Regions from separate parts of the Homo sapiens genome. Here region 2 is linked to region 1. A link is a contact called in ENCODE Hi-C or POLR2A ChIA-PET data. All regions are on one chromosome and are shown on one strand. Each heading gives the region's core, a stretch centred on a gene start or an enhancer-like site at or near the end of the contact. The rest is flanking DNA. Distances are from core to core; before and after follow the strand shown. Region 1 has its middle 4.5 kb from the start of CAVIN3. Region 2 overlaps LOC124902625 (a long non-coding RNA gene).

Region 1 (3,420 bases), core at 526-3,025:
CGGTAGACCTTCTTGAGGGGCTGAGGAGAGTTCCCTGCTGCAGTAAAGCAAGAATATTACAGAAGGGGCTGGGCACGGTGGCTCATGCCTGTAATCTTAGCACTTTGGGAGGCCAAGGTGGGTGGAGGACTTGACCTTGGGAGCTCAAATCCAGCCTTGGCAAAATGATGAAACCCCATTTCTACAAAAATTACAAAAATTAGCTGGATGTGGTGGCTTGTGCCTGTAGTCCCAGCTACTTGGGGGGCTGAGGTGGGAGGATCACTTGAGCTCAGGAGGCAGGGGTTGCAGTAAGCCAAGATCATGCCACCGCCCTCCAGCCTGGGTGACAGAATGAGACCATGTTTCAAAAAAAAAAAAAAAGGAAAAACAAAAAACTGGAAGTGGGAGTGGTGGTTAAGGATGAGGAGCACAGTCACCTACTCCTTCATTCAGTCACTATCATATAACAACGTTTTTAATACCTACTTTGTTCCAGGCCCTATGCTAGGTCTCATGAACACCTTGGGGAGCTCGGGATTTAGAGGGAGATACCATCACCAATTGTAATGAATGATGGTTACATGTAAGTTATTTTGAGAGCAAATGGGGAAGGGGCATGACCCAACCTGAAGGAGGAAAAGTGGGAGATATATAAGGAATTGTTCTTGGAAATGGTAAATAGTGAGATGGAAAACAGGAATGGCAAGGGGCAGTAGAGCTCAGCGGTGGGTAGTTTGGGTTCTCTGTTCCCTTATCTATAAAATGAGATAATTATAGCCCCTTACTTAGATTGTTGGAAAGATTAAGTGACATAAATCAAGTGCCCAGCACATTGCCGGAGTATAGTTTTTGCTCCATAAGCTTCAGGTATATAATTTATTTGTCCACTCATTCAACAAATAACTTACTGAACTCTTAGGGTCTTCCAGGTGCTATTTTAAAATCTGAGAATACTGCCAGGCGTGGTGGCTCACATCTGTAATCCCAGCCCTTTGGGAGGCTGAGGCGGGCAGATCGCTTGACTCCAGGAGTTTGAGACCAGCCTGGCCAACGTGGCGAAACCCCGTCTGTACTAAAAATACCCAAAAAGTTAGCCAGATGTGGTGGTGCACACTTGTAGTCCCAGCTACTTGGGAGGCTGAGGCACCAGAATTGCTTAAGTCTAGGGGGCAGAGGCTGCAGATTGCACCACTGCACTCCACCCTGGGCAACAGGGCGACAGTCTGTCTCAAAAAATAAAATAATAACAAATAAAGTAAATAAAATAAAATCTGAGGATACAGTGGCACATAAGAAAGAGAAGATCCATACCTCTATAGAGTTAAATTCCAGTAGGAAGAGACAGGTAATAAATAAGTAAACATGTAAGCCAGATAAAACAAGTAAGCACATGAACCACAAGGGCATTCTGGTTATGAGCTCTGAAGAAAAAGAAAACAGACTAAGGATACAGATAAGGTTTGTGGGGGTGTTCTTTAGATAAGGACACTGGGGAGTAATATTGGGACCAGAGTTACACGTATGAATTACTCCTTGACACTTGAGTTTGAGTGGTGTCACATTTTTATTTTCATGGATTCAATAAGAAGAGTTTAAGCCCCCACATGCCTGCCATGCTGTTGGGAAGTTGATGATTAGCAATTTTAGTTATCTTCCCGTTTTCGAGACTGTGCAGTACCAGGGGGCTCATACCATCTCTCAGCCTTTGCATGTCTCTGCTGCCCTTGCTCCTTATGACCACACGATGTCAGTGTCGGGGAGCCAGTGTCCTCGTTGGTGCCTCCTCTAATTACCCGGAGGTCAGCCTGACCGGCAATATATTGGGGACAGTTAGGGTAGAGGAGGTGTAGCGGGCAGGGGTCCTTCCATGGAAGGCGGCTCTGCAGTAGCTCCATTTGGTCTGGGGAAATTCAACCCTTCTCCTGCAGGCTCCCAACCCTGGTGCTCAGACTGTGCCCCTTTCAAGGTTTGGCCGTCTCAATGGGACTGGTATGAGCAGACTCAGTTCTCTGTCCCCAAGGAAAAATAAATTCTTGTTTTTTCAAATTCCTGGAAATCTACTTGATTTTCCCCTTTCAACCCACAATTAGAATTAAGAACTAAGTGTGCATTTTCCGTATAAAACATCTTGACCCCTAGAAACCCAAAGGCTTGACTAATTTTGCAAGGGAAGGGTATATTAATGTTTATTTCTTCCTGAGTTGTCTATAGCAGCAAATAATAAGATCAAGTTAAAACAAAATTAGTTAAATTTCTTCATAGCTCATTTTGTTATATTATGTTCTCCATTATCACTGCTGGTTGTTATTATTAATATTGTTAAACATTAATGGCCAGGTGCAGTGGTTCATGCCTGTAATCCTAGCCTTTTGGGAGGCTGATGTGAGTGGATAGCTTGAGGCCAGGAGTTCAAGACCATCCTGGGTAACATGGTGAAACCCTGTCTCTACAAAAAAGTTTAAAAAAAAATTAGTTGGGCATGGGGGCACACCTGTAGTCCTAGCTACTTGGGAGGCTGAGGTGGGAAGATTGCTTGAGCCCAGGATTTTAAGGTTGCAGTGAGTTATGATCATGGCACTATACTCCAGCCTGGGTGACAGAATGAGACCTTGCCTTTAAAAAAGTAAAATAAAGGAAGTGGAGACAATGACAGAATACCAACTTGTCATCCAGCACATGTGGCATTTAGCAGCTATTTAAGCAGACGGAAGGTACATTAGTGGATCATTAACATTCACTTTGGCTTTCAACTTTTCAGGCCAGAAACACAAATTTATCTTGCATTCCAGCAAGATTAGGCTGATCTGCAATAACTGCACTCAGAAAACACTGATTAATTTGATTGCTGGATTCATTAATTTCCCGAAGAAATCTAATGGCCAAGTGACTGGAATAGTCTAGCTAGCTATTCAAAACATTTTTCATCCTTCAACAAAGTCTACATGGGAAGCCAAAGTAAGATCTTAAACTAGGTATAATGCAATAGAATAGTAGAAACTGGATAAAGATAATGGGCAGGATAATCTAACATAATATGCCCACTTTCTGCTTTGACATGCCTCTTACATGGGCAAAAATATATACATTCCTGGCAGGAAACTTCTTCCCTAGTTAAGAACTAGACGTCCTTTTGATTTTCCTTTATTGTGAGCAGAGGAATCATATAACCTCAGCATTGAAGAGAACGCGAATGCTGTCTATTCCACAAGCATTTCCAACACTAAAGTGTTCTGTACTGTCTTGACATCTATCCTTGTGGTTTCAGATATTTCTTAGTTTCATCAAAGGCAGACAGAGTTTGCATTCATGGTCTCTTTTCTATTTTAGAATTATTTTTAACATGATGGTGGAAAGCACAGTCTTTATTCAGTCATTTTAAAACAAGAGTCCAACAATCATCCCCTACCCCCGGTCCTGTGAGATTGAGCTTAATTATTC
Region 2 (3,420 bases), core at 688-3,187, 390 kb before region 1:
CTGGGTTCAGGCGATTCTCCTGCCTCAGCCTCCCAAGTAGCTGGGATTACAGGTCCATGCCACTATGCCCAGCTAATTTTTGTATTTTTACTAGAGACGGGGTTTTGCCATGTTGGCCAGGCTGGTCTCGAACTCCTGACCTCAGGTGATCTGCCCACCTCAGCCTCCCAAAGTGCTGGGATTACAGGCATGAGCCACCATGCCCAGCCTGAACATACATCTTTGCACAGGTTGAGTGTGACAGTTTTTCACTCCACATTTCCTATATATCTACAATTTTGCCACGACAGGACCCAGAGCTTTACAAAGTAATTTGGACATAGATATTCTTCCAAAGATGTACAAAAACTGCTGGAAAGAATGTGAACATTCCCAGTGCAGTGGCTCATGCTGTCTCTACTAAAAATACAAAAATTAGCCAGGCATGGTGGCGGGTGCCTGTAATCCCAGCTACTCAGGAGGCTGAGGCAGGAGAATCACTTGAACCGGGAGGTGCAGGTTGCAGTGAGCTGAGATCGCACCACTGCACTCCAGCCTGGGCAACAGAGCAAGACTCCATCTCAAAAAAAAATTGTGAATAGAAGATAGAATAAATATAATTCGTGACATGGAAATGCAAGGTGGAAATTTTGGCAAAAATTGAGAGATAACTGATTAGATGTCAGGGATATCTTCACAGACATGGGCCTAGATATAAGCAGTATAAATGTTAGTCTCAGCCAGTTGTCGTGGCTCACACCTGCAATCCCAGCACTTTGGGAGGTCAAGGCAGGTGGCTCACTTGAGGTCAGGAGTTCAAGACAACCCTGGCCAACATGGTGAAACCCCATCTAGAAAAAAAAAGAAAAAAGTATCAGCTCCTTTTTCTTCAACTACAGTACTTCGAAAATTATTTGTTTAAATATTTCCGCTGGACACAGTGGCTCTCACCTGTAATTCCAGTGCTTTGGAAGGCTGAGACAGGAGGATCACTTGAGGCCAGGAATTTGAGACTAGCCTGGGCAACATAGCAAGACTCCATCTGTACAAAAAAAAGATTAAATAAAGAAAAAAATGCATATTCCCCCTACTCCCCTGTGTGCAGGCTAGGGCCAGCTTTCTCTTCTTATATATCCTGTATTTATTACAGGGCCTCCCACTTATCAAACCTTTAGTAAACATTCGCTGAATGGAGGTATTTATTGGAAACTCCTGCTTGAAGAGCATTCTCCAAAACAAAGAGAAGGGTGTATCATGTAGGAGACAGAGGGTTATGGATTCAAGTTCAAATTGCCTCCAACTTCCCAAACTCAAAACATGAACTCATGGATAAGAAAGAGAGGAGAGAGGAAGCGAAAAATGTAAATTGATATGCACTTCTGTGATCTCTTGCTCTTTCTGTGATTCTCTTTCCTTTTCTGGCAACCTTATCCAAGGAAAAATCTCAATGACCTTGCAGTAGGGCAATTGGGGATGATCCTAAGGCTTACACTACACCTCAGAGGATGTACAGAAACATTTTACTCTCTTTATTTAGTCTATAATCTGATGTCCTCCCAAATCCCTATCTACGAGTTAGCAGGAGGAAGAAAAAAAAACTAATAATGCAATCTAATTTTAATTTAGTCTAACCTGACACAATGTAAATATGCCTTCAGAAATTATTGTTTCTATTGGATAAAATAATGCTTGATCACTCAGAAAGCCTCTACTTCCCCTGCTTCTCTCCCCAGTGTATGATGGAGAGACTATGGTTATGCAATCCCCTGGCACAGAGAAGGAACTCTAGCCTCAGGCTGGTTTTTATGTTGTGGCAGCTCCATCTGCTGGTCTCTGGGGGACTGTCCTTTGGGCACTGAATTATTCAACATTCTGCAGGACACCACTGCTAAATTGGCTAATTCACATGGGGTCTGTACTTTCTACAGGGACAATGTTCCTGAGTTGCTAAGGCTGTTAAGAAAAATTTTGCTGTCTGCAGAACCCTGAGTTGATTGCCACATCCTCCAGCCTGCAAATTGGTCCAGCAGTCTACGCTACCTTATTGTTGAGTCAACTCATTCTGCTATTGTAGGCCTATGACAATCCACTGGGTTTCAATTCAGTATCCAAACTGCATAAAAACTCAAGGCACCTTTGTAAAATTAAGCCTTCTTCTTTCTGACCATGCTGTGCTACATTTCTGTGAATGAATCCTAAAGTTGATGCATGGCATAATCCATTTGGATGTCAAAAGACTAATATTACCTCAGTCTTATATTTTTGGAAAAAATTCTAACTTCCTCCAGACAAATGAATGCCTCCGACAGACTAAGGAGAAGCCCTAATAATGGCATTTTTATCTACATCCTCATCTTCAATTTTGTTGTCTGATGAGTTCAAAGCTTGTGCTCTCTTCACTTCACCTCCAGGACCTTGGTCTGGAAAGGTCCTTGAGGTCTGGAAGATTAGCAGGAGAGAGACAAAAAAAAAAAATTGCCTGGTCACACTACACAATACCAGTCTTGAATTCTCACAGACAAAAACACCTTTATTTATTTCTAAAATTCCTTCGTCGTAATTAAGAATCAGACATGTTGGAAGCTCGGCCATTCATTCAATACACACTCACAGAGTACCTATTATGTGTGATGTATTCTGACGGGCACAATGTGTAACCCACTGTGTTAGTTTCCTGTTCCTACTATAACAAATTATCACAACCTTGGTGGCTAAAAACAATGAAACAACAGATTTATCTTACAGTTCTGGAGGTCAAAGTCTAAAATTAGGACTTATGGAATTAAAAACAAGGTATTGGCAGAGCTTCGTACCTTCTAAAGACACTCGGGAAAAATTCTTTTTCTTCTTTCTTTCTTTTTTTTTTTTTTTTGCCTTTTCTGCTTCTACATTCCTAGACACATGACCCCCTTCCATCTTCAAAGCCAGCAACAAGAAGTCAAGTTTTTCAGTGCCTCATTCCAATGCTTGACCCTACTGACTCTTTCTTATAAGGACCCTTGTGATTACATTGGGCCCACTGGATAATCCAGGATAATCTCCTCGTCTCAAGATTGTGAATTTAATCACATCTGCAAAGTCCTTTTTGCCATATGGAGTAACAGTCACAGGTTCTGGGGAGTAGGAGGTGGATATCTTCAGGGGACCTTTATTTATCAGTATTAAACTCAAAGAAAGGATAACTCTCCATGAGTCGGACAGCTATAAAAGATGTGGCTAATCTTTTTTAACTTCTTTTTTATTGAAATATAACAGTTATACTAAAAAGGGTACACAGATTTTATGTGTACAGCTCAACGATCTGTGACAAAGCAAATACACTCCAGTAACCAGCATCCAGATCAAGTTACGGAGCATTGCCCACACCCTAGAACTCACCCCTCATGCCCTCCTCTAATCACTGTACCTTCTCTCCACTCTCCAAAGCAGTGTAACACAGAG

The links. Hi-C counts contacts between places; a loop is a spot of excess contacts on that map. ChIA-PET counts read pairs that join two places held with the same protein, here RNA polymerase II (POLR2A). Pooled maps may share reads with other maps.
Region 2: a map with no recorded cell type shows a loop between it and region 1 (5-fold over the local background). The contact joins two enhancer-like sites. A Hi-C loop is called at or near these places in 1 of 168 maps with a recorded cell type or tissue (endothelial cell of umbilical vein), 1 of 37 single-sample maps with no recorded cell type and 3 of 50 pooled maps. POLR2A ChIA-PET finds 5 or more read pairs at or near these places in 2 of 52 experiments (BJ and K562).

The regions. Positions count from the first base shown.
Region 1 is chr11:6,314,311-6,317,730 of GRCh38, reverse strand. No RefSeq gene overlaps it. Among named protein-coding and RNA genes, the nearest start is that of CAVIN3, 4.5 kb to the left of the region's middle. Within about 2 kb of position 1,775, at least 6 of the 41 ENCODE cell types and tissues checked have a DNase peak (open chromatin) inside an H3K27ac peak, as active enhancers do.
Region 2 is chr11:6,702,033-6,705,452 of GRCh38, reverse strand. It overlaps LOC124902625 (a long non-coding RNA gene), which reads right to left. Exons shown (of 4, transcript XR_007062574.1): 4 at 982-1,021. Among named protein-coding and RNA genes, the nearest start is that of MRPL17, 20 kb to the right of the region's middle. Within about 2 kb of position 1,937, at least 3 of the 41 ENCODE cell types and tissues checked have a DNase peak (open chromatin) inside an H3K27ac peak, as active enhancers do.